2 separate regions of the Homo sapiens genome follow, and region 1 is linked to region 2. Evidence: read pairs that join two places in POLR2A ChIA-PET (ENCODE). Cell type or tissue: B cell. All regions are shown on one strand. Links, peaks and the distances in the headings refer to the core of each region. The heading gives the core; the rest is flanking DNA. Region 1 overlaps CORO1C (coronin 1C). Region 2 overlaps CORO1C (coronin 1C).

Region 1 (11,334 bases), core at 3,506-7,505, 66 kb before region 2:
AAGGATTTAATGTATTTGAGAATTCGTTTGACTTGAGAATTTGACAAGGACCGAGTAAGTTAAGATAGGGTGAATTGTGCACCACTACAACTGTTAAAATGATCTAATCGCTTAGGAGTTCATTTATACATACTAAAGTCTGAAAAACTGTAGACTTTGGTTTATATTGTATTCACGATAAGTGGTCACAAAAAATGAATTATTTTGTAATTGCATTTGTGTGTATACGTGTGTGTGTTATTTCTGGTAGTTTTTTGAGGGTACCATAAACCATAAATGTAGTTGTTTAAAAAAGTATTAGGGATAGGAAGCCCCTGGATCTTTTTGCTGGCCTTCTACTTAAAATTATTTGTCCTACTTTCATAAGGAATAGATAATTTCTCTTTAGTTACTATTGTGATGTCCAATTAATTTAGCATAGAGAATTAAAGATTATAATTTTCAAGTCTTGATACAGTTTGGAAGGAAAATGGATTTGGGAGAGTTAGGGCTACAGTTTTACCAGCTACAGCTGATAAAAGCTTTTTGTAGTAGAGTATTTGCTCTTAGAATATTTAGCCCAAATGTTTCCTTCTGAAAGTGGGCCGTGTTTATTTGTCTTCACTTCCCTAGAGATATTTTCATTTTATTGGTGAAATTGAATGTGTGCTGTTTTCTTCCTGAAGAGCCTGAGACCTTCTTCTAAAGGTATTGAATGGTGGTAAAGTATTTGGTAGTAACTACATTATCTCCAGTGAGTTAAATTCTTAGTTTCTTGTACTCTATTATAGATACTGATATTGAGTGTTTTGTTTTGTTTTTTCCTTCGCTTTAGAAGATGCATATGCTGATAAGGAAATATTTTTAATTTTACCAAAAGGGATCAGGCAGACAAAATTATTTTTCCTAAGGTGCAGTAAGATTGTAAGCGCTATACTTTCCTATTTCTATAGGATGTCTGAAAATTCCAGAAACATAGGGAGATTTTTATTTTAAACAGTGTTAGTTTTCATTTTCTTTTCTTTTCTTTCTTTCTTTTTGTTTTTGAGGTGGAGTCTTGCTCTGTTGCCCAGGCTGGAGTACAGTGGCATGATCTCTGCTCACTGCAACCTCTGCCTCCCGGGTTCAAGTGATTCTCCTGCCTCAGCCTCCTGAGTAGCTGGGATTACAGGCATGTGCCACCACACCCCACTAATTTTTGTATTTTTTTTTTTTTTTCGAGACGGAGTCTCACTCTTGTCGCCCAGGCTGGAGTGCAGTAGTGCGATTTCAGCTCACTGCAAGCTCCGCCTCCCAGGTTCATGCCTCCTGGGTTCATGCCATTCTCCTGCCTCAGCCTCCCGAGTAGCTGGGACTACAGGCACCCACTGCCACGCCTGGCTAATTTTTTATATTTTTAGTAGAGATGGGGTTTTAACGTGTTAGCCAGGGTGGTCTCAATCTCCTGACCTTGTGATCTGCCCGCCTTGGCCTCCCAAAGTACTGGGATTACAGGCGTGAGCCACCAGGCCTGACCTAATTTTTGTATTTTTAATAGAGATGGGGTTTCACAATATTGGCCAGACTGGTCTTGAACTCCTTACCTCAGGTGATCCACCCGCCTTGGCCTCCCAAAGTGCTGGGATTACAGGTGTGAGCCATTGTGCCCGGCCTAGTTTTCATTTTCAAATAGCATGCTCAATACGTTTTTCTTCAAGCTCCAGACACTTTTGCGAGCAAAAGTACATAATTTTAAAGCCATGGATCCAATTATTAATGTGGAAAGGTAATTATGTTTTAAAAAATAAATTTTAAAGTATTTTTCCCATGGTTTTACTCTTTTCAGATACCTTACTTGTCAACAGAAGGCTCTTTGAAGCTACTACTAAGAGGTAGTAAGTAAGTCTCCACACCAAAGAGAAGGTGGGAAGGCACCCCCAACCATCTGGTTGCATGAGTCAAATTAGGCATCACTGTTGATGCACCCTTCATATCTAAAACAGTTTTAAATTCAGTTGACTTCAAGTCTTTTGGCTCCATCATCTCTGTTTCTACTGGGACTGTGACTTGTGGCCTGGACAACAAGTGCCGTGACTTCCTAACTAGCTTCCCTGAATCCTTTCAGATGCTCCCACGTGCAGATCCATTCTCCAGCTTCATTCAGCGTGAGCTTTTAAAATGCAAATCTAATTATGTCACATACTCATACTTAAAAAATTTCCTATGGCTCCCAAGACTGCAAGTACAGATAAAATCCTTAACATGGCCTAGAAAGCCCTCTGTGATCCGGGTTCTGCTGACCTCGCAGCCTCTTCTACCCTTGCTCTCTGGGCTCCAGCCTCTGTGGGCTAAGTAGTCCAGATTCTGACAAGTGCTTGCTTTTGATACAGACTTTTGATATTTTGTTGTTCCTCCCAGCTGGGACTCACTTTTCTTCTCTTATTGCCCAGTTGACTTCTCATTCTTTGATTTCAGCTTAAGTGTCGCTTCTCTGACTGCTTCTGTTCCCCGATTATTGACTCAGTTACCTTGTGTTCTTCTGCATTCCAGCACTTGCCACAGCGGCATGCTAATGTTTGCACGAATATCTGATTGTGTTGTGTCTCCTGCAGTGGACTGTAAGCTCCATGAGAGCAGGGGCCAGGTCTGCTTGCTCACAGTTGTGTCTCTCATGTCTAGCATGGTGCTAGGCGCATGGTCAAAGCCGAGTGAATAGTTGTTGAACAAAAGAATGACTGGGATTAAGGACCTATTCAACATTCATAGTTGAGTATATATGTAATACGTATAACCCTGTGGATGTTAGTAAGTAATGTGGTTTGCAGTGAGTTGTGTCTGTTTTACTGGGGGGGATGTGGACTGTATCCCAGTGAAAGAAGGATTTCCTGTAGACTCTGATAGGACCCTAGAAATCATTTATTTTAGTTCTTCCATTTTATAGATGAAGAAACAAACAACCAGAGGACCAAAATGATCTAGCTGGGTAGGTAATTATGTCAAGATAAATTTGTGTCTGACATCCAAGCCAGAGATTTTCCTACTCTTCCTTAATGTTCCTTTGAAACACTGTCAGGAGTACATGTTCATTTAATCCATTTAATCTCCGCTTGCCCAAGGTATGGGTTAAAAAGGGAAGGCTGAAATTCTTCAGGTGAAGGTGATTATTTTGTTTTTTGACACTGCTAGTTTTGCCTGTGACTAGCCTTATGAAGTTATTAATAAAAATATCCCCCATCCCTTTTTAAGATATGAGCATCCAGTAATTTCATTTCCTGGTATAACAGTATTGCCAAATAATTAATAAAATTTTATTGTCTACTCCATATGACTAAGTAGTGAAAAACAGACTTAACAAGTTTGAACTGTCATACACAGTGTGTTTTTTACCAGTTGTTGATAAGAAAAGTAGGTCATCAATATAGAAAGAATGTTTAGAAACATATTCAAGGATTTTTTTTTTTTTTTTTTTTTTTTTTTTTTTGCGACAGAGTCTCGTTCTATTGCCAAGCTGGAGTGCAGTGGCGATCTTGGCTCACTGCAACCTCCGACTTCCGGGTTCAAGCGATTCTCCTGCCTCAGCCTCCCGAGTAGCTGGGATTACAGGCGCGTGCCACCACGCCTGGCCAATTTTTGCATTTTTAGTAGAGACGGGGTTTCACCGTGTTAGCCAGGATGGTCTCATTTCCTGACCTTGTGATCCACCCGCCTCGGCCTCCCAAAGTGCTGGGATTACAGGTGTGAGCCACCCCGCCCGGCCTCAAGGATTAATTTTTAAGTGAGATTGCTAGGTCACTCATGTCTATAAAAGTTTTGCGGTTGGTGTGAGACCTCTTGGGATTAATTTGGCTCTTTGAGTTGTGTTCTGCTCTTTGAAGAGAGACACAGAATTAAGCTTCTGAGTCTGGTCTCCTGTGGTGCACTTTAGGGAGATGGCTGCTGCCAGTGTTGTGAGTATGCGGGGGGGAGGGGGGGAGGGAGGAGGCGGGTCAGGTAGCGCCTGCCTTTGTCTTCCCAAGGGACGTTTCTTCAGCAATGCTTTTTCAAAGCTCCAGGGACCAAAAGAGGTGGTTGTGTTTATAAAGATGCTGGTGATAAGCAGAAAATTGGGAGATGTGGAGGGTTGTAAACATGTCATCCTTGCACATTATCTCTGTAATAGAAATATATATTTCTGTCATTGAAGAGCTAGAGATGATTTCGAAGTCCTTATATATTCTCACATTTTAGTAACTGCAAAATTTCTGTAGTGTCATTTCTATTATATTTTAAGTGAGTTACAGGCCTCATTATGGCATCTTTTAGTTCATAAAAGGGTCTCTCTTTAATAAGATGTGAGGGAATTACAGTTTTGTTTTGTTTTGTTTTGTTTTTTTAAGAGACACAGTTTCGCTTTGTCTTTTGGTATCAAGTTCAGTGGTGCAATAATAGCTCAGTGCAGCCTCAGACTCCTGGGCTCAAGGGATCTTCCTGCTTCAGCCTCCCAAAGTGCTGGGATTACTGGTATGAACCACCACACCCAGCCCAGTTTTAGGAATTTTATCTTTTGTCTTCAGGTTCATTATGTGTTACTGTTTTGCTGCTCATTTTACTTCTTGTCAGACTTGATTTTCGGCAGTCATTTTCATAGCGTCACATTACGCTCTGCAATGCGCTCACTGCTTTCTGCTTCACATTGCCAGTGAGTGCTTAGGTTTGACTTTAGGTGGTCCCCAACCAAGTCTCTTTGTAAGAAGTTCCTAAAATGAGTATAGATTATAAAATGTAAATATACGAGTGCTCTTCTTTGAAAACTTTAAAAAGTATGATACCTCTTTATTATACCTCACCTTTTATTTTTATTTTTATTTTTTTTGGGTATCACTGTGTCCCCCAGGCTGGAGTGCAGTGTCGTGATCTTGGCTTACTGCAACCTCTGCCTCCTGGGCTCAAGCAATCCTCCTGCCCTCAGCCTCCTGAGTAGCTGGGACCACAGGCATGCGCCATCATGCCCGGCTAATTTTTTGTATTTTTGGTAGAGATGGAGTTTTGCCATGTTGCCCAGGCTGGTCTCCAACTCCTGAGCTCAGCCTCCCAAAGTGCTGGGAATACAGGTGTGAACCACCGCACCTGTAATGTCTCACCTTTTAGATACTATCCTTGGGGTGTGTGTGTGTGTTTCTAGTGTTTTATGCATGCTCTTTCAGGTTGTTCCTCTTTTTTTTTTTTTTTTTTGAGACTGACTCTCGCTCTGTTGCCAGGCTGCAGGCTGGAGGAGTGCAGTGGCGCGATCTTGGCTCACTGCAACATCTGCCTCCCGGGTTCAAGCAATTCTCCTGCCTCAGCCTCCCGAGTAGCTGGGACTACAGTTGTGCGCCACCACGCCCTGCTAATTTTTGTATTTTTAGTAGAGATGGGGTTTCACTATGTTGGCCAGGATGGTTTCAATCCCTTGACTTCGTGATCCGCCCACCTCGGCCTCCCAAAGTGCTGGGATTATAGGTGTGAGCCACTGTGCCCGGCCCAGGTTGTTCTTTTCTTGGACAACTGAGCACATAGTCCTCTGGCTAAGCTAAGGATTTTCAGTGAGAAGTAAGATTTGCTTCCTTGGTCATAACAGATACCCTCTTGTTTGTCTCAGTACATTTGAATGCCTACAGCTGGTTTCTGTATTTTGATTTTTCCATTTTTACTCATATTTATAAAGTGTAGGCAAAGTGCAGTTTCACATTTAAAGTGTTACACAAACTGGCCAACTGGACTGGGGGCTGTCAAAGCAGCACCCACAGGACAGAGCTCTAAGTGCCATTGTTGGCTGATGTGGAGAAACTGAATTGTATATATGATTCGGGATTGATTGTTGGAAAAGTATGACAGTTCATGGGCTGAAAAGTTGGAACTGCTCCGTACTTTGTAGTTCAAGGTCACTGCATCTTTCTCAGAAGTTCTTTATCTTTGGAGGAGTTATACGTCTTCAGGCTGAAACGTGACGGGCCTGGAATTGATGAGCTTTGGAACTCTCTCCAGGCCTAGCTCTGTGAGGCCCGAGCCTGGAGGCTTCTTGGTAGATCTTATTTGCATTTTCTCTTTATTCTTAGAAACTTTAAAAACTAAATGATATTGAGTTATTGAATTGAAACAAAATGCATTTTTACTGGTATGCCTCATTCTTGGCATCTTACCTGTTACCTGGATTAATAATGATGGGATGAAACTATTTGGAAGGCTATGTAATACATGTGAATTTTTTTCCCTTAATTTTTACCATTCCTGGTGTTATAATCAATTGAACCAACATCAAGGCTATTCATACTTGCAGTCAGTCGGCCATGCTAAGTGGTCAATAGTTTTTCTAGAAAAAACATTTTTTTCAACAAGTCCATATCAGCAGTGGAATACAAATCTCTTTCAGCCAAAACTGCTGTGTATGAGGAGATCTGTTGTGTATCTGACATTTTGCTGTGCTTTATAGCAAATGTTGCATGTGGTCTTTTTTCTTCCTCTTTTAAAAACAGCTTCTATTAAAATAGGTAAGGCATGTTTTTTTTTCTTGGAATGTCTCATGTATGAATCTGTTAAAGAGTTGCATGCAGTAGAAATATGCAATTCGTTAGGTAAATTCTTTCTTTGAGTGTCACTGCTGGATTTAATTTAGAAAATTTGAAAAAGCTCAGCTATCTCATATTCGGAAATGATGATTTTTTTTTTTTTTTTTTTTTAAAGAGACATGATCTTGCTAGAGTGCAGTGGCATGATCATAGCATACTGCAGCCTCAAACTCCTGGGCTCAAGCAGTCTTCCTGCATCAGCCTTCTTAGAGACAGTGCCTCATTATGTTATCCAGGCTGGTCTTGAACCCCTGGCCTTAAGCTATCTTCCCACCTCAGCCTCCCAAAATGCTGAGATTGCAGGCGTGAGCCAACGTGCCCGGCCAAATTTTTATATTTAATCAGAGTACCTCCTATATTTGCTTTGGGTGTCTGCTCTCTCGTGAATGTGTATTCTATGTAGGCTTATATATTATTACATTTCCCACTTCCTTTTTTTTTTTTTTTTTTTTTTGAGACAGTTTCGCTTGTTGTTCAGGCTGGGGTGTAGTGGCACAATCCTGGCTCACTGCAACCTCCACCTCCTGGGTTCAAGCAATTCTCGTGCCTCAGCCTCCTGAGTAGCTGGGATTACAGGCACCTGCAACCACGCCCACCTGATTTTTTGTATTTTACTAGAGATGGAGTTTCACCATGTTGGCCAGGCTGGTCTCGAATTCCTGAGTTCGGGCAATCCACCTGTCTCAGTTGCCTAAAGTGCTAGGATTTACAGGTGTGAGCCGCCCTGCCCGGCCTCCATCTTCTTAAAAGGAATTTTTTACTGTTGGCATTGTCATTTAAATAACTGAGTTTAGGATATTTGTCTCCTCATCTGCTGTCTTACCTGCCTTTTTCTATTGAATAACACATCGGATCTCTTCTACATTAAAGTACCTGCCATACAGGTAACAGTGGCTTGGAGGAAACATGGTCTTTCCTCTAATGGGACATTTTAGAGTCTTGTGGTTGCCACTGGCTGAGGGAGCATTCTCTGCCCACTGAACGCTTGAGTAATCGACGCCCTGGAATGGTCTCAGCAAATGGGCTGAGCAGGATTTTGCTACTAGTAGGGGTTTTCCTGTATGTGTTCCTAGCAGGATGTGTTTCCTTTCATATGAACCATAGAAGTACATCTGCTGGAATCTTTAAACAGATAGCTTTTCAATAAACAGGAAAAATGTCAAAATTGTCATTTTTTATGAGATGGAAGTAGAATAGAGAAAATGTAACATTTACTCAGGTGTTTTGAGTGTATTTTATTTGGTGCTGTTGCAATATAAATACCCTGTCTTGTCTGCATTTTTTCCTCCTAACACCCTACATGTTTCCTATGTAGCTTATAAGATAAGTTTTTTTTTTTTTTTTTGAGACGGAGTTTTGCTCTGTCACTCAAGCTGGAGTGCAGTGACGCGATCTCGGTTCACTGCAACCTCTGCCTCCCGAGTTCAAGCAATTCTCCTACCTTAGCCTCCCGAATAGCTGGGATTACAGGCATGTACCACCAAGCCCAGCTAATTTTTGTATTTTTAGTAGACATGGGGTTTTGCCATGTTGGCCAGTCTGGTCTCGAACTCCTGACCTCAGGCGATCCACTTGTCTTGGCCTCCCAAAGTGCTGGGATTACAGGCGTGAGCCACCATGCCCGGCCCTTTTCTTTCTTTTGTATTTTGTGTTTTGAGACATGGTCTTGCTCTGATACCCAGGCTGGAGTGCAGTGGCATGATCATGGCCCACTGCAGCCTTGATTTCCTGGGTTCAAGCAGTCCTCCCACCTCAGCTCCCCGAGTAGCTGGGACCGCAGGGGTATACTACAACATCACACCCAGCTAATTTTTTTTTATTTTTTGTAGATATGGGGTCTCGCTATGTTGCCTGGGCTGGTCTCGAACTCCTGGACTCTAGTCATCCTCCTGCCTTGTCCTCCCAGAATGCTGGGAGTACAACTATGAACCACTGTGCCTGGCATGTAAATTTTGTACATTTAACTTCACATGGTAGTATTATAAGAAGCATGCCTTTACACTCTCCTAGAGGTTGAGGATTATCACCTGACTAATAAGATGAAGGTTTTATTGCAAGAGTACAAATTTTCTCTGACACATAAAGCCTTTAAACCATAGAGGTAGACCTTATTTTTACTTGTTCTTGGTTAAAATATTCACCCAACATGTAAGAAAAATTTTAGGCCAGGCGCGGTGGCTCACACCTGTAATCCCAGCATTTTGGAAGGCTGAGGCAGGCGGATCATGAGGTGAAGAGATCGAGACCATCTTGGCCAACATGGCGAAACCCCATCTCTACTAAAAATACAAAAATTAGCAGGGTGTGGTGGCACACACCTGTTGTCCCAGCTACTCGGGAGGCTGAGGCAGGAGAATCGTTGAACCTGGGAGGTGGAGGTTGCAGTGAGCCGAGATTGTGCCACTGCACTCCAGCCTGGTGACAGAGCGAGACTCTGTCTCAAAAAAAAAGAAAAAAAAAAAGAAAAATTTTAACTTTTTTGTTTCCTTAGATGTTAAGTATTATGAATATTAGTTATCAGCTTTTACATTTTATTTGAAGATAAAAAGAGGAGTGTGTTATCTCCTTATTAAAAATTTATTATGACAGTTGCTGGATAGTCAAAACCTGTCCCGTAATCCATTTTTTTTCTTTTTAAAGTGAAAACAAGTTTATTAAGAAAGTAAAGGAATAAAAGAATGATTACTCCATAGGCAGAGCAGCCCGTAATCCTCCTTTTTGGCCTTCAGTATCACCTGGAAAACTTGGTGAGGGAGACAACTGTCCATGTTTCTAAGATAGAGGTTTCAACCAACGCCCAGAGAGAGCATCTCATAGTTGAGCCTGTGTTCTCAACCTATTCCTGCATTGTCTCAAAGGTGTATCAATTTTTATTATAATAAAAACCATTCTAGAATAGTTGCTGTTGTATTGGAAAATAGGAGGAGAGTGATAAATTACATCTTAAAAAGACAAGTAAGGTTTGTATTTCCCATGTTTTGTAGAGGTTAAAAACTCTGTTGCATTATCTCCCATTGAAAGTAAGTTTATTTTGAAACTTGTAAATATTCCTTTGATTTGCTTAGTGAATAACTTACTGCTACATCGTCTTCCTCTTTATTACTGAGATGATCTTACTGTTGCAAGCAAGGGAAAGCCTATGCAGTTTTAAGAACTTGTACTTGAAAGACCTAATGAGCAAGCAGTTTTTCCAAAGTTGAACCACTCTCTGACAGGACATTTAAAATCATACCTAGTATTTCCTTGGAATTTGTGCCTATTGTGTTAGTTCAGGATTTTTTCATTTACTCTTTTTTTTTCTTTTTTGAGAAAATTAGATCCCTTTATAAAATGCTTTAGTTTTAGGGGGACATTTTAGTCATCTAATTTATGATTTGATCAGTTTGGGACAATATAGCTGATAACAGAACTCCTAAGTTTGGTGATATGCCATCTTAATTTAAAGGTTAAAACTGAACAGTTTTTAAAGTGGTAAAACACTAATACCATTTGACAATGCAGACAGCTCTCTTAAGAAGAGGAAGTTTTTGTGTTTGGGATAGTTCCCAATTTTTCCTTTGTTTGCAGAGAAATTAAACTGCAGAAATACCGTGCTGAAATGGGAGAACATAAAATTCTGTAAAGAGTCCTTGATAAGTGGTGCCGGTTCTTTTATATGAAAATTCTACTTTTAGCCCATAATCAGTAGGGACTTGCTTAGGTTTTCTCCCTGGATAGGGAAAAGCTATTACTGGGCTCTTAAATAATAATTGCCAACATTTGTTAGACAGTATGTACTATGCTTCAGATTCTATGCTGAGTACTTTATAGTTTTTTTAAAAAAACAGTTTGGAGATATAATTCACATACTAGACAATTCACTCATTTAAAGTGTACAGTTCAGCGGTTTATAGTATATATATATAATCAAATAATCTGCAACCATCAACACAGTCAATTTTAGAACATTTTCATTACCTTAAAAGAAACACACCAGGCATGGTGGCTAATGCCTATAATCCAAGCAGTTTGGAAGGCTGAGATGGAAATATTCCTTAAAGCCAGCAATTAGTTAGAGACCAGCCTGGGCAACATGGTTAGACCCCCATCTCTACCAAAAAAAAAATTAGCCTGGTGTGGTGGCGTACGCTTGTGGTCCCAGCTACTTGGGAGGCTGAGGTGGGAGGATTGCTCGAGCTCAGGAGTTTCAGGCTGCAATGAGCTATGATTGAACCACTACACTGAGTGCAGAGTGAGACTCTGTCTCTAAAAAAATAATAAATAGACCGAGCACGGTGGCTCACGCCCGTAATCCCAGCACTTTGGGAGGCCAAGGTGGGCAGATCACCTGAGGTCAGGAGTTTGAGACCAGCTTGACCAACATGGTGAAACCCTGTCTCTACTAAAAATACAGAAATTAGCTGGGCGTGGTGGCAGGCGCCTGTAATCCCAGCTACTTGGGAGGCTGAGGCAGGAGAATTGCTTGAACCTGGGAGGCAGAGGTTGCAGTGAGCCGAGTTTGAGCCATTGCACTCCAGCCTGGGCAACAGAGCAAGACTCCATCTCAGAAAAAAAAAAAAAAACTCTAAGCAACCATGAATCTACTTTCTGTCTCTCTAGATTTGCCTATTCTGGACTTTCATATAAATTAGTATGTCGATTTTTGTGACTGGTTTCTTTCATTTATAATGTTTTTAAGATTCATCCAAGTTGTAGCATGTATTAGTACTTCATTCCTTTTTATTGCTGAATAATATTCTGTTGTACAGGTAATATCACATTTTGTTTATCCATTGGATACAATGGATAGTCT
Region 2 (11,334 bases), core at 3,316-7,315:
ATCTGACTATTCTAAGCAAGAAAGTAGTAGAATTGTACACATTGCCATGAGATGGCACTTTCTGAGGATACTCACTAAAACTGAGTTTCTTCATTAGAAAAATCTCACTTTTTATCATCATACTGGCATAACAGCATTGCGTTATGCCAGTAAATGAATACTTAAATCAATAATTGCATTCTCAGCAGTCCTCTTAGTCTTTGTTTGTTTGTTTGTTTTTCACAGTTGAATTGCAATGTAGCTGTTTGGCAGAGGCATTAACATTTTTGCCCTAACCCTGGCCTGGTGCCTAGGCTCAGGGGAGTAAAATTAGAGCCAGGAGCCAGGAGGCTGAGGAGACCACTTAAAAGGCATGCTAGCATTTGATAAGTAAGGGGTTACTTTGTGAGGAAAAGAAACTTTTATATGCTTTAGGCAAGCCTCTTTATGAGGAAGAAAAGGTCAGCTACTGAAGCGGGGTCCCAACTACTGCTGGGTTTGTAGAGGAGAGAGACACCCCCATAATCCAGATGTTTCAGTTAACAATCAGACACAGACTTGTCTCTGGTTTCTTACAGGGTGACAGCAGTATTCGCTATTTTGAGATCACGGATGAATCCCCGTACGTCCACTACCTCAACACATTCAGCAGCAAGGAGCCTCAGAGAGGGATGGGTTACATGCCCAAGAGGGGACTTGATGTTAACAAATGTGAGATTGCCAGGTAAAGAATCGAGATTGTCAAGTATTCTAGGTTGGTGTAACTGTGTGACAATTATTTGTACTTGGACTAGCATATACTTCAGATCTCAAAAATATCTGACCATTCTGAGCAAGAAAGTAGTAGAATTGTACACATTGCCATGAGATGGCACTTTCTAAGGATATCACTAAAACTGAGTTTCTTCATTAGAAAAAAATCTCAAAAAAAAAAAAAAAAGAAAAGAAAAAAATCTCACTTTTTTTTTTTTGAGACGGAGTCTGGCTCTGTTGCCCAGGCAGGAGTGCAGTGGTGTGATCTCAGCTCACTGCAACCTCCGCCTCCCTGGTTCAAGCAATTCTCCTGCCTTAGCCTTCCAAGTAGCTGGGATTACAGGCGCCCACCACCACACCCGGCACATCTCACTTTTTATCATCACCTGAATGCCTGGTGATACCAGAGCAATACAGCTACAAGAAATTCTATGAAGCCCAAGTCTTTCTATCCTTGTGTGTACTGTGGAATTAATACCTCATTTCCTGCCCATATAACTGAAGTGCAACAATGAAGCAGCATAGCTGGGGTGTATTGCACACCTACTGAAATAGTGAAACATGCATCTTTAATCTTCAAGCTGAGGCCATGGTCAGCGTTCCCTGGTGGGCAAGTAGGGAGAGCCTGGCTCGGGGATGGAAAAGTGGGTGGTTTTCCTACCCTATGAGTGGAAGAACCAGAGTCAAAACTGTATTTGGGGCCCCACTGGTCCTAAAATAGAGAAACCAAAGGTCCTATAATGGGGCGGTAGGTTAGCTTGATTTAGGAAGTTCAGCTATGATATAATTTCTACCTCTCTGTACTACTTCTGATTTTTAGAAAATTCATATTCTAAATGCTAGCAGGCTTCCTAAGGGACAGGCTTTTTTCTCATGCTAGTCAACAAATATATCCTCTGAGACTCAGTGACCACTGGCCATTTCAAACAACAGAATAATTAGCACTACATCATCACATATAAGGTCGTACCAAACATTTGTGTAACACTGTGTTTATGTGGACTTTTAAAACGCTTGCTGTTCTGGTCTCACAATTAAAGAATTGATACTTACGTCTTCCAAATAAAAGGAAGAGAATTTTTATAAGCCCCTTTTTTATATTAATCTCTACTAAAAATAAAAAATTTGCTATGTGTGGTCGTGGGTGCCTGTAATCCCAGCTAATTGGGAGGCAGAGTCAGGAGAATCACTTGAACCCAGGAGGCGGAGTGAGCCGAGATGGTGCCACTGCACTCCAGCCTGGGCAACACAGCGAGACTCCGTCTCAAACAAACAAAAACAAACAAACCAAAACTCTCTATGTGATTTTTTTTTTTTAGTTGGAATAATGAAGGAAAGCTGTTAAAGATAATTGAAAATTGTGGTTTAAACCAAACTAATCAAAATATGGTTCAAAATAGACTGAATTCAAATTTATGATTACATCCAATATTTTGAAACACATTTGTTGTCATCTAAAAGTTCGACAGACTATAAACACAGTTGTTCAGAATGTCTCCGATTTATGAAGTGTTTCTTGAGCATTTATTGTATGCCAGGACTGTGCTAAATATGCTACTTGCTACCTCTTTCTTTTCATAACAATCATATGTGGTAGGTGTAACTTTTATCCCCATTTTATGGATGAAGAACTTAAGGCTTGGTGAGGTTGTCACACTCTCGTGGGTTTTGGTAGTAGAGCTGGAAGTCAAAGCCAAGTCAGTCTTTTTATTGGCTATACTAACCACAGAATTTTCATTAAATCAGTCTTTAAAAATGTTTTTGGGCCAGGAGTGGTGGTTCACCCTGTAATCCCAACACTTTGGGAGGCCAAGGTGGGAGGATCACTTGAGCCTGGGAGTTCAAGAGCAGTATGGACAATCTAGTGAGACCCTGTCTCTACAAAACATTAAAAAAATTAGCCAGGTGTGGTAGTACGTACCTGTGGTCCCAGTTATTCCAGAGGCTGAGGATTTGGCTTGAGCCCAGGAGGTCAAGACCTCAATGAGCTTGTGCCACTGCACTCCAGCCTGGGCGATGGAGCAAGACCCAGTCCCAAAAAAAAAAAAAAAAAAAAAAAAAAGGTTTTTGGTTTATCTGGGACTCTTTTAGTTTTTGGTTGAAATAGTAAAGAGGCACATTTGACACAACCTTCCTTTTAAAGAGGATGATGATTTTATAAACCTTTACCACCCTGAGCTCTACTCAGCTTTTGTTCCCCTGATGCGTTAGAGCAGTGTATCTGCCAGGTTGTCTTCAATGGACTCCTGCCCAGTTTCAGATGCCAAAGGCTGCAGGTTTCCAGGAGAAATGGTTTTGCATATTTGATGTGGCTGTGTCTTCTCTGACTTAAACTCTTGGAATTCAGAAAACATTTCCCCAGCAGCATTGACGCCCACATTCAACTCCCCCCTTGCACACCAGCCGTTTGATCTGGTGATCTGGCCAGGATGCTCACTAAGGCTACCTCTCTTGCCAGGAGCTTTAGAGACTTTTTTTGTTGTTTCCCGTCTTGACTGAAAAAGAAAATTGGCTTGACCTTATCAGGGTCATCATAAGAGAAGTCATTTCTGGTCTGTTTAGTTCTCTTGTAGGATACAAATAAAAATGTTATACCTTTCTTCCCCATTACAGAGCTCTTTGCTCCCTTCTTCCAGTATTACAGTGCAAGTGGCTTTACATTCTCTTTCCACATTTTGGATAGTTTCACATTTTTCTTGAGTGTCATGTACGATGTGGTTTGCTAGGATGAGAAAATCATAATCCTAGGATTGTTTTCTTTTGCTTTCTAAAAGTCATATTTATACTTATATGTTCAACCACCTCAAGCTGGCAGAAGACCTTGTACCCGCGTTGTAGATACAATCTAACAGATGTGTGTTCTCTCCTGTAGGTTGACATGGTAATTTTTTCATAAGTGAGTCAGTTTCAGTGTTGCTATTATTTCCACCACAGTTGGTCTGTCCCCCAGATAATTGGCATTTGTCATCATCATACGTAGACCTCTACTCATGGTTCTTGTCTCCAGTCTGCCAGTTCCTAGCATAGTGACTCTCAGCTTCCGTTCTCTCATCTGTCAACCGGGAACACTAAATTCTGCCTATTCCCGGGGTGGATCAGATGTGGGGATGGGTAAAGAAGCACTTGACATTTCAGACAGCATTGTAGAAAACTAATTATTCATCCTGTTAGTCAGCCTCATATTTCACTTAATGCAACTTTGCCTTTATTTCCCCTCTGAAGATTCTTCAAACTTCATGAGAGAAAGTGTGAACCTATTATTATGACTGTTCCCAGGAAGGTGAGTGCTGAGTTTTCTAGACAATCCATATTTTAAACAAATGTAAAAATAAAATTCAAAAATCCCAGGCCTTTCTTCTTCCTTACCCACGGGTGCCAAATGTCTCTTGTAGTCTGACCTTTTCCAAGATGACCTGTATCCTGACACAGCGGGGCCAGAGGCCGCGCTGGAGGCAGAAGAGTGGTTCGAAGGCAAGAATGCAGACCCAATCCTCATCTCCTTGAAGCACGGGTACATTCCAGGCAAAAACAGGGATCTCAAGGTGGTCAAGAAGAACATTCTGGATAGCAAGCCCACTGCAAACAAGAAGTGCGACCTGATCAGCATCCCCAAGAAAACCACAGACACGGCCAGTGTGGTGAGGACCAGTGGAGTGCAGGGGTGCTTGGCTGGTTCAGGCTTTATCCTCTAGAAAGCCCTTGTGGTCCAGGGCGTCGGCGAGTACTGTCCCAGCTGGGTGCTCAGGGGTTTTCAGTAAATGAAAAAGTGGGAGAAGGTCCTCGGTCACGTGATGGTGGTGGTTTGTGGCAACACTTGCCTCCTTTAACGGAGTTAAAGCTCCTTTAGCCCCATTAAAGGAGCCAAGTGTGGCCACAGACCACCATGATTGGGATAGGTATCAGTTTCCTCCTATCTCTCAGTGTGAACAGGAGCCTCTTGGGTTTTTCCTGTCTTTTGCCAAACTAGTTAAACCCTTCTCTGATTTGGGTAGAAATAAAATATCATGGGAGTGTGGGGTCATAGGCACCAGGGAGAGGAGGTCCCTGGAAGGAGGGAGTGGCACGTGTTCAGATGTAGCTGAGTGGCTACGACAGAAGGATCTGGCGGTGTGGGGCTGGCAACAAGGGGGATTTAGGCAAGAGCCCTTTGGGTGGGGAATTGGGAATCAAGCCTGCCTTTGACTCGCTGCGGCCACTGGAGAGTGCTGCTGTTGCCGGGAGAGCAGGTCCTGGGTAAGAGAGAAGGAGTGGACACACAGGGCAAGGGTTTCCCTCCCAAGAAGGAGCCTCACAGATGGCAGGAGCTCTGTAGCCTCTGGGAGAGTCACCCCTCTCTCTGGTCAGATAGAAGTTACTCTTGATGGAATGATTGGGGTGGTTAGGACGTAGGACACTGTTGAAGGAGCCTGTTTTGTCCTATAGTCTAACTGTGACCCAGGAGACCCTTTGTTTGAGTAAATGCACAGGCTTCGGGATCAGAAGTGGCACTGTGACACTGTGACACACTGTTGTTTTGCCACGGGATCTCAGATAGATCGGCCAGTGCTCATTGCATTCAAAGCCCCAGACATAGTAGGGCTTTGACTTCTCTTTTCAACTTGGTGACTATGGCTTGCCGTTTGCAAAATAGAAAACTACATTTTATATCTTACAAGTTTTGAACAGTGTTGAACTTTGTTTACTGCATTTTAATCACTGCCTCCTTTTTTTGTTTTCTTAGCAAAATGAAGCCAAGTTGGATGAGATTTTAAAAGAGATCAAATCTATAAAAGACACAATCTGCAATCAAGATGAGCGTATTTCCAAGTTAGAACAGCAGATGGCAAAGATAGCAGCCTGAAGGTCCCACCCCCACCCCTACAGAAAAAATGGGAGCAAGAACTTGTGCTTGGGAGCTGGTTATTGGTGTGGTCCTAGGGAGGGCGGAAAGGGAGGCACTGCCATTTGGAGACATTCCATTTCAGATTTGTCAACCAGCGATAGGCCACATTCCAGTAAGAACTCAATTTGTCTCCCAAATTTGCAGAAACAAAACGTGATTTAAAAGCTGAGCTTTTTATCAGAAAGCTTTTTTGATGTTTTAAGTGTTATGTGACTTGTTGAACTTTTTAAAAAGTGCTACTTTTAAAATCCCAGATACTCTGAATTTTAGAAAACAAACTAATTCTGATTGTGTCGTGCCCAAGTACCCTTTTTTTTTTAATGAATAGGGACCAATGCCACATTGCTTTTTATATTTCTTTCTTTTTTAATGTTGCCAAAACCAAAAGTAGCTTTGTTTTCCTTTGTATTTTGCTACTTTGCAGTATTTGTGTGTGTGGTTTTTTTTCCTTAATTTGAAAGGGACAGCACTGTGTATGTTTATAAACTAAATGAAGATAAGATATTATTTTGTATAAACATTCATCTGAGAACAATCAAAGCAGTAGCCACATGGTGCTGGCTCCTTTGCAGCACAAACCTGGTCATTTTGATGACTGTACAACAGGAAGACTTGAAAAATCACGTGGATTCATATTACCACCGCTCTCATTTCATGGAGTCTTCTGATCAAAAAAGCTCACGTCGTATTTCTTCTTTTCCTTTCTCTTTTCTAGAAATTGGGTGTTTGTACCAGAATGGAATTTTGCTTCTCGGTTATCCTGTGCTTCAGATGATTATAATCTAACCCAAACTAGCATGTGTTTCTGCAGTTTGTTACACACCTAGGATCATATTGCATTCATCACTTTAAACATCATGTTTCAGGTTTTGGTCAATACTTGACAAGGGTGCCCAGGACAGGAAGACGTGTACTGCTGAGTGTTCCTTCTTGCCCTTTTCAGCAGCTTGCCCAGCTCTTGAGTACAGTGGTGGGGACTAAAAATGTGGGCATGTGGAGAGGGGTATTTGCCCTGGGTGATCCTGTTTCCCTGTGCTGTCCCCATGCTGTGTTGGAGGAGGAAGTGGCTCTCCTTCCACCAACAAAGCTCCTGCTCTACCCTCTTCCTCACATGTGCTGCGACCTCTCTCAGGGCTCCCCCAGCCATTCCTTCTTTCCTTCCTGCCTTTTAGCTCTAACCACATTAAGCTAAGACAAGGCCAGAGGGTGCGATTGAATGAGTATTGAGACTGAGGAGAATGATAGAGAGTGAAGCAGAAACAGGAGCACAGACCTCTGCTGTAGCTTTAATGCATACAAACATGTCCCTCCGCACAACTAACCTGCCCTGCCTCTCCATCTCTCACCAAGGCTGCGTCAAAGCACAGAGGCTCCCCGGACTCGGAGGGGGCCAGAGACTGAGCTCTGGTCACCTGTTCATTCCTCGGTTAGCTGGAACTTTGCCCCGTTTCCAGTTTCTTATAGTGCATGCTTGGGAAACAAGATTTAAGGAGCCTCTGTTTTGGAAGGGCTGTCTGTGATTGAACGTGAAATGTGTAGTGCCATTGGGACCACGAAGGGAATTCTTGCACATGCTCGTGCTGGTGTGGGCATGGGACTGGCTGGAAACGTCTGTATGCAGGGAGCCAGGGTGAGGGCAGAGTGTGGTGACAGCCGAACTTGGAGTAATGTCCGTGTAGAAAAAGGACCATGTTCTTATCCAGCCAATACTGGGAGTGCTGTCTCCACAATTTCAGGGCATCTGAATGTTTGATGTGGTTTTGTGTGTGTGTATGTATGTGTTTAATATTGAAGTGGATCATGAGATGTAAAGAAAACAATAATGGCAATGACTTATATTCAAATCTGTATTTGTTTCTTTATCAATGTAATCTGCTGAGGACCTTTTGTCTAAGATTCAGTAGTGTTTTAAGGTTCTGATATCGAATTAATGAAGTAAAGTTGTTGATGGTGGTGAAACACCGTAGGGCATGTGGTTCAAAGAGAAGCAGGAGGGCAAGGGAAAGTTACCCTGATCTTAGTTTGTAGCTTATGACTTATTTAATGAATGGATGCCCAGCCAAGCTCAGAGTAGGCGCCCAAAGCATTGTGGATTATTTTCCTGTTTTGTCTTTTTTTTTTTTTTTTTTTAAGCCATGACATCCCAGAAGAGGACAGTGAATTACTCCTAGGTCGGCTCTTATAGAGTGGCCATAGTGTTCTGTCAAAACACTTGCTTCCATTTTCAGAGATAAAAATCATTGATTACAAAATGGTGTTTGTGTTTATTTCACGCCTTGGCTGTCTGTGAGGCAGCCCCCACCTCTCTGCCTGACATAGCTTCTCTGACTTTGGTGGACGAGCACGGTGCCATACTCCTCTCCGGGGGTAAGTACAGGGGAAGCGCGTGTGGGTGGCTCAGTTCAAGTACAAGTGAGGTCTCCAAGCCAGTCAAGCACTGTGTTTTGGCTTCCAGCAGACCTGAGCCTTTGGATCCTGCCTCAGACCTTTGCCAGCGGTGTGTCCTGGGATGGGGTTCCTAATCCTTCTGAGTCCCTTTTCTTGAAAGGAGGATGATAATTCCATGTAGTTCAGATGAGAGGAATACCTGTGTGGCCACACAAACAACCCTCGCTGCATGGCCGCTACTGTTACTATTATGAGTTGATTTTCTGACAGAGTCTTTGAAAGCACTTTTTCTTCAATAGAAGCAAAATTCTCTTGGCTCAGCTGTGACTTTTATTCCAGCAGGCTTCCAGGGTCAGTTGAATTGCAGGGCTTCCCTTTCGCACTATGACATTGTCTCGTGACATTTCAGTGATTGTAGCAAAGAATTTCCCACTGTTTGCTTTTTCTGAATATGATGAATGGTCAGCATAAAGCTCCCCTTCCTCAAATGCCTTATCTTAAAGTTGCTTTAGTCTATGAGAAGAATGGCTGCCATGTTCTTGGTCCACTCGTGGCTGCAGGAAGTAGAAGTTGGCAGGGCTCTCTGTAGACCCGAGGTGCCCGCAGTCAGCCAGGAGACGCGTGGTGGTCTGTTTATGACTAACTTGTTTTCTCACTCGGGCCACCTTGATTCTTTGCCAGAAGACCTGAAGGTCAGCATGCTGGCCCCAGACAGCCAGCCAGACCTCGTCTGGGGGGAACTTCCATTTTTTTTTTCAAGGTCACTTCCCTTGCTGTACTTGGTATTCTACACCCAGAAAAACTCTTTGTTGGCTCTTAAGAATCTGTTAACTCTAAGTGGGCCCTTCTCTTTCTGCGGGCACATTAAGTATCCCAGTGCTGGCAGTGGGTCACGGACATGAGTCACCGTCAAGGGCACGCCTTTCCTGCTTCAGACGGGCAACCCTTGATGTCCAGGCCGGACAGTGCCCTTTGTGCTCTTTTATTCGTTAAAAAGAAGTCCCTTGCCAAAGAATGTAGGGGTGGCAGTCCTCTCCTGCGAAAAGCGGGTATGTGCGGGGTGGACAGCCTTTCCAGAGGGCAGTCTGGCAAGTGGATCAAAAGCCTTAAAGGTTTTCTTAAGACCCAAGATTCTCACCTTTGGAAATTTTGTCCCAGGGAACTAGTGGGAGGTATATTCAGGAATTAGAAGAGTAAAATCAACTCTGCAGAAGGGGGTCAGTAAGTTACTTGTCATATCCATATGTTATAATTCTGTTCCATTATTTAAAGTCATTTAAAAAGAGTATTGAATAGGAAACATTAAAAAAATAGTAAAATAAAGTCAATTCCAACTTGGGTTTAAAATATATACCTACCTAGGTTGAAACATGAAAGTATATTATTTCTGGGTGCTGGATGTCACTACCAACTTTTTTCTGTGTATGCCAAGAGCCCTACAGTGAACTGTGTTGCTGATGTCAGCATAAAAAGTGTGTTTACAAAGTAATTCTCATCAGCTCTCTACCCCATGGAGTCACTCTGCAGTAAATGATGTTAGTTGGCTAATCCATTCAGAAGTAAAATGGGGAAGAAAGTGAAGTCCATTGGACCTCATAAGAACATTCAGGACCAGAACTTCTAGTGAGAGGTGTAGGTTTCCTAATACAGATATGTAAAACCAACCCCGAACAGATGGCTTGTGACAAACTTTTTAAAGGATATATGCATATACAATGTATACTTATGTGTAGAATAAATACCAGAAATGTTGTTATTGCTATAGGGAGGTAAAGTTGTGTGTAATTTCTATTTAATCCTATTTTTCTGAATTTAGAAATTTCCTATAAATGTATTTATTCCCAGAAAGGCATTATTAAAATTAATGTATTAGTGATAAGTTAATAATTATTAAGATAAGCATAAATCAGTGGAGATGTTTGAAATGGTGCAGCAACATTTGGTTAGCTGTGGGGGCAGCAGGGACACCAATATACATTCTTAATGGAGTCCACAGTTAAAATAAAACCTTTTCTTTTTCTATTTAGAAGAAAGTAAGTCCCTTTTAATCTACACTTCAGACTAGAAAAAATGTAAGCCCTAAAGCAATGGAATACATCACAAAGGAAAAGACAGATTGGCTATATAAAAATTAAATTACGTAAGACTTTAATATGGCAGAAAACAAAGGTCATCGGAACTGGGAAATACGTTTTCTTCCAATATAGTAAGGGCTAAGTATACTTTGATATGCTTCATCTCAGCTGCAGCTGCTGCCTCTATTTGAAACGTGACGTGTGAAATGTTAAGTCCTAGGCAGCTGATGTGCAGATGGCAGCTGTCCTCATCCCTCCTGTGGGAACCGAGTCCACCAGCAAATGGCTTATTCTCAACTTCGAACTTTGGGGTGTGGGGTGGGGGGGGGTGTGTTCGCTAGGCGACACTGGCCGTGGTGTGCCGGCTGAAAGTTCCCCTGTGGCGAGTGTCAGGAGGGCTGGGTGGGAGATGGGAATTACTGCGCATCCCAAGATCCTTGAGGATAAGGTGACTGCTGAGTTGGTTGGATTGGCTGAAATGTGGAGGGGGGTGAGTTTAGAGAGGCAGATGGGATCCTTCAAATTCATTGTAGTTGGAGTTTAATTCATGTGAACGAAAATGGGTAAGAGGGCAGATTTTAGGATCCTGAGTTTAGTGAGGGGCAGATAGAGGGTGAGGCACGCGGCTCCCTGACAGGCTTCATGGTGAGGGGCTAGAAAGCAACGTCAGGGCCGTTGCCCAGGGAGCCTGAGGGCAGAAGTCAGAGGAGGAAGTTACCCACTTCAGGACTCAACTTGGAAGGCAAGTAGACAGGTCTATTCTGCTGTCAGAAAAAATCTGCACACTTGAGCTTGGGCACTCACCACCGGGTGCTTAGTTTTGTTCTTAGAGTAGCTTCCTCACACTGATCTCAAAGAGTAAGTGGACTTTTGGGGAAGGACTTCCTGGTGGGTTTGGAACAGAACTGGGGAGAAGTGGCTCAAAGGCCCCCAGGCAGTTGTGGGGGCAGAGAAAGCTTTGGGCTGCCAGAGAGGAGCAGTCATCTGTGTCTCCGAGGGGAAGAGCAGGGAGCAGGCCTGGTTACAGTGGAAAGGGATCACACACAGGGTGCCTGGCCCCCAAAATGCTGCGGAACGTGGTTGGGGCTGGTTGCCAAGTTTGTCCAGGCTCCTCTCCACTGGGTGTCTCTCAGGCCCCCAGCAGCAGGGCTCCCTTCCCAAGAGCCCTGTGCCTCTCATCGCCCATTTCCTAATCTCTACCCCACTAGGTAGGGTTGCATTCGTCTTGGCATTCACTGAGTGAGAACTTGCATTTAC

What was found. Peaks named below come from ENCODE experiments on the same cell type or tissue, not always from the same donor. Only the 100,000 strongest peaks of a DNase experiment are listed, where the experiment ranks them.
Region 1: POLR2A ChIA-PET joins it to region 2 with 6 read pairs; 7 of 35 experiments call an interaction of 5 or more read pairs at or near these places.

Annotation. Positions count from the first base shown.
Region 1 is chr12:108,708,233-108,719,566 of GRCh38, reverse strand. The region is part of intron 1 of CORO1C (coronin 1C); the gene reads left to right. Among named protein-coding and RNA genes, the nearest start is that of CORO1C, 18 kb to the left of the region's middle. RefSeq lists enhancers at 3,129-3,818, 3,819-4,509, 4,510-5,200, 6,901-6,960. In B cell, for the core only: no CTCF peak of the experiment used is centred there; DNase peaks (open chromatin) are centred at 5,136, 6,856 and 7,233; H3K4me3 peaks cover 754 bases.
Region 2 is chr12:108,641,641-108,652,974 of GRCh38, reverse strand. It overlaps CORO1C (coronin 1C), which reads left to right. Exons shown (of 11, transcript NM_014325.4): 8 at 558-703; 9 at 3,955-4,012; 10 at 4,125-4,370; 11 at 5,453-7,866. The coding sequence ends at 5,572. It overlaps LOC105369968 (a long non-coding RNA gene), which reads right to left. Exons shown (of 3, transcript XR_007063449.1): 3 at 6,310-11,334. Among named protein-coding and RNA genes, the nearest start is that of MIR4496, 11 kb to the right of the region's middle. In B cell, for the core only: no CTCF peak of the experiment used is centred there; a DNase peak (open chromatin) is centred at 5,585; H3K27ac peaks cover 1,062 bases.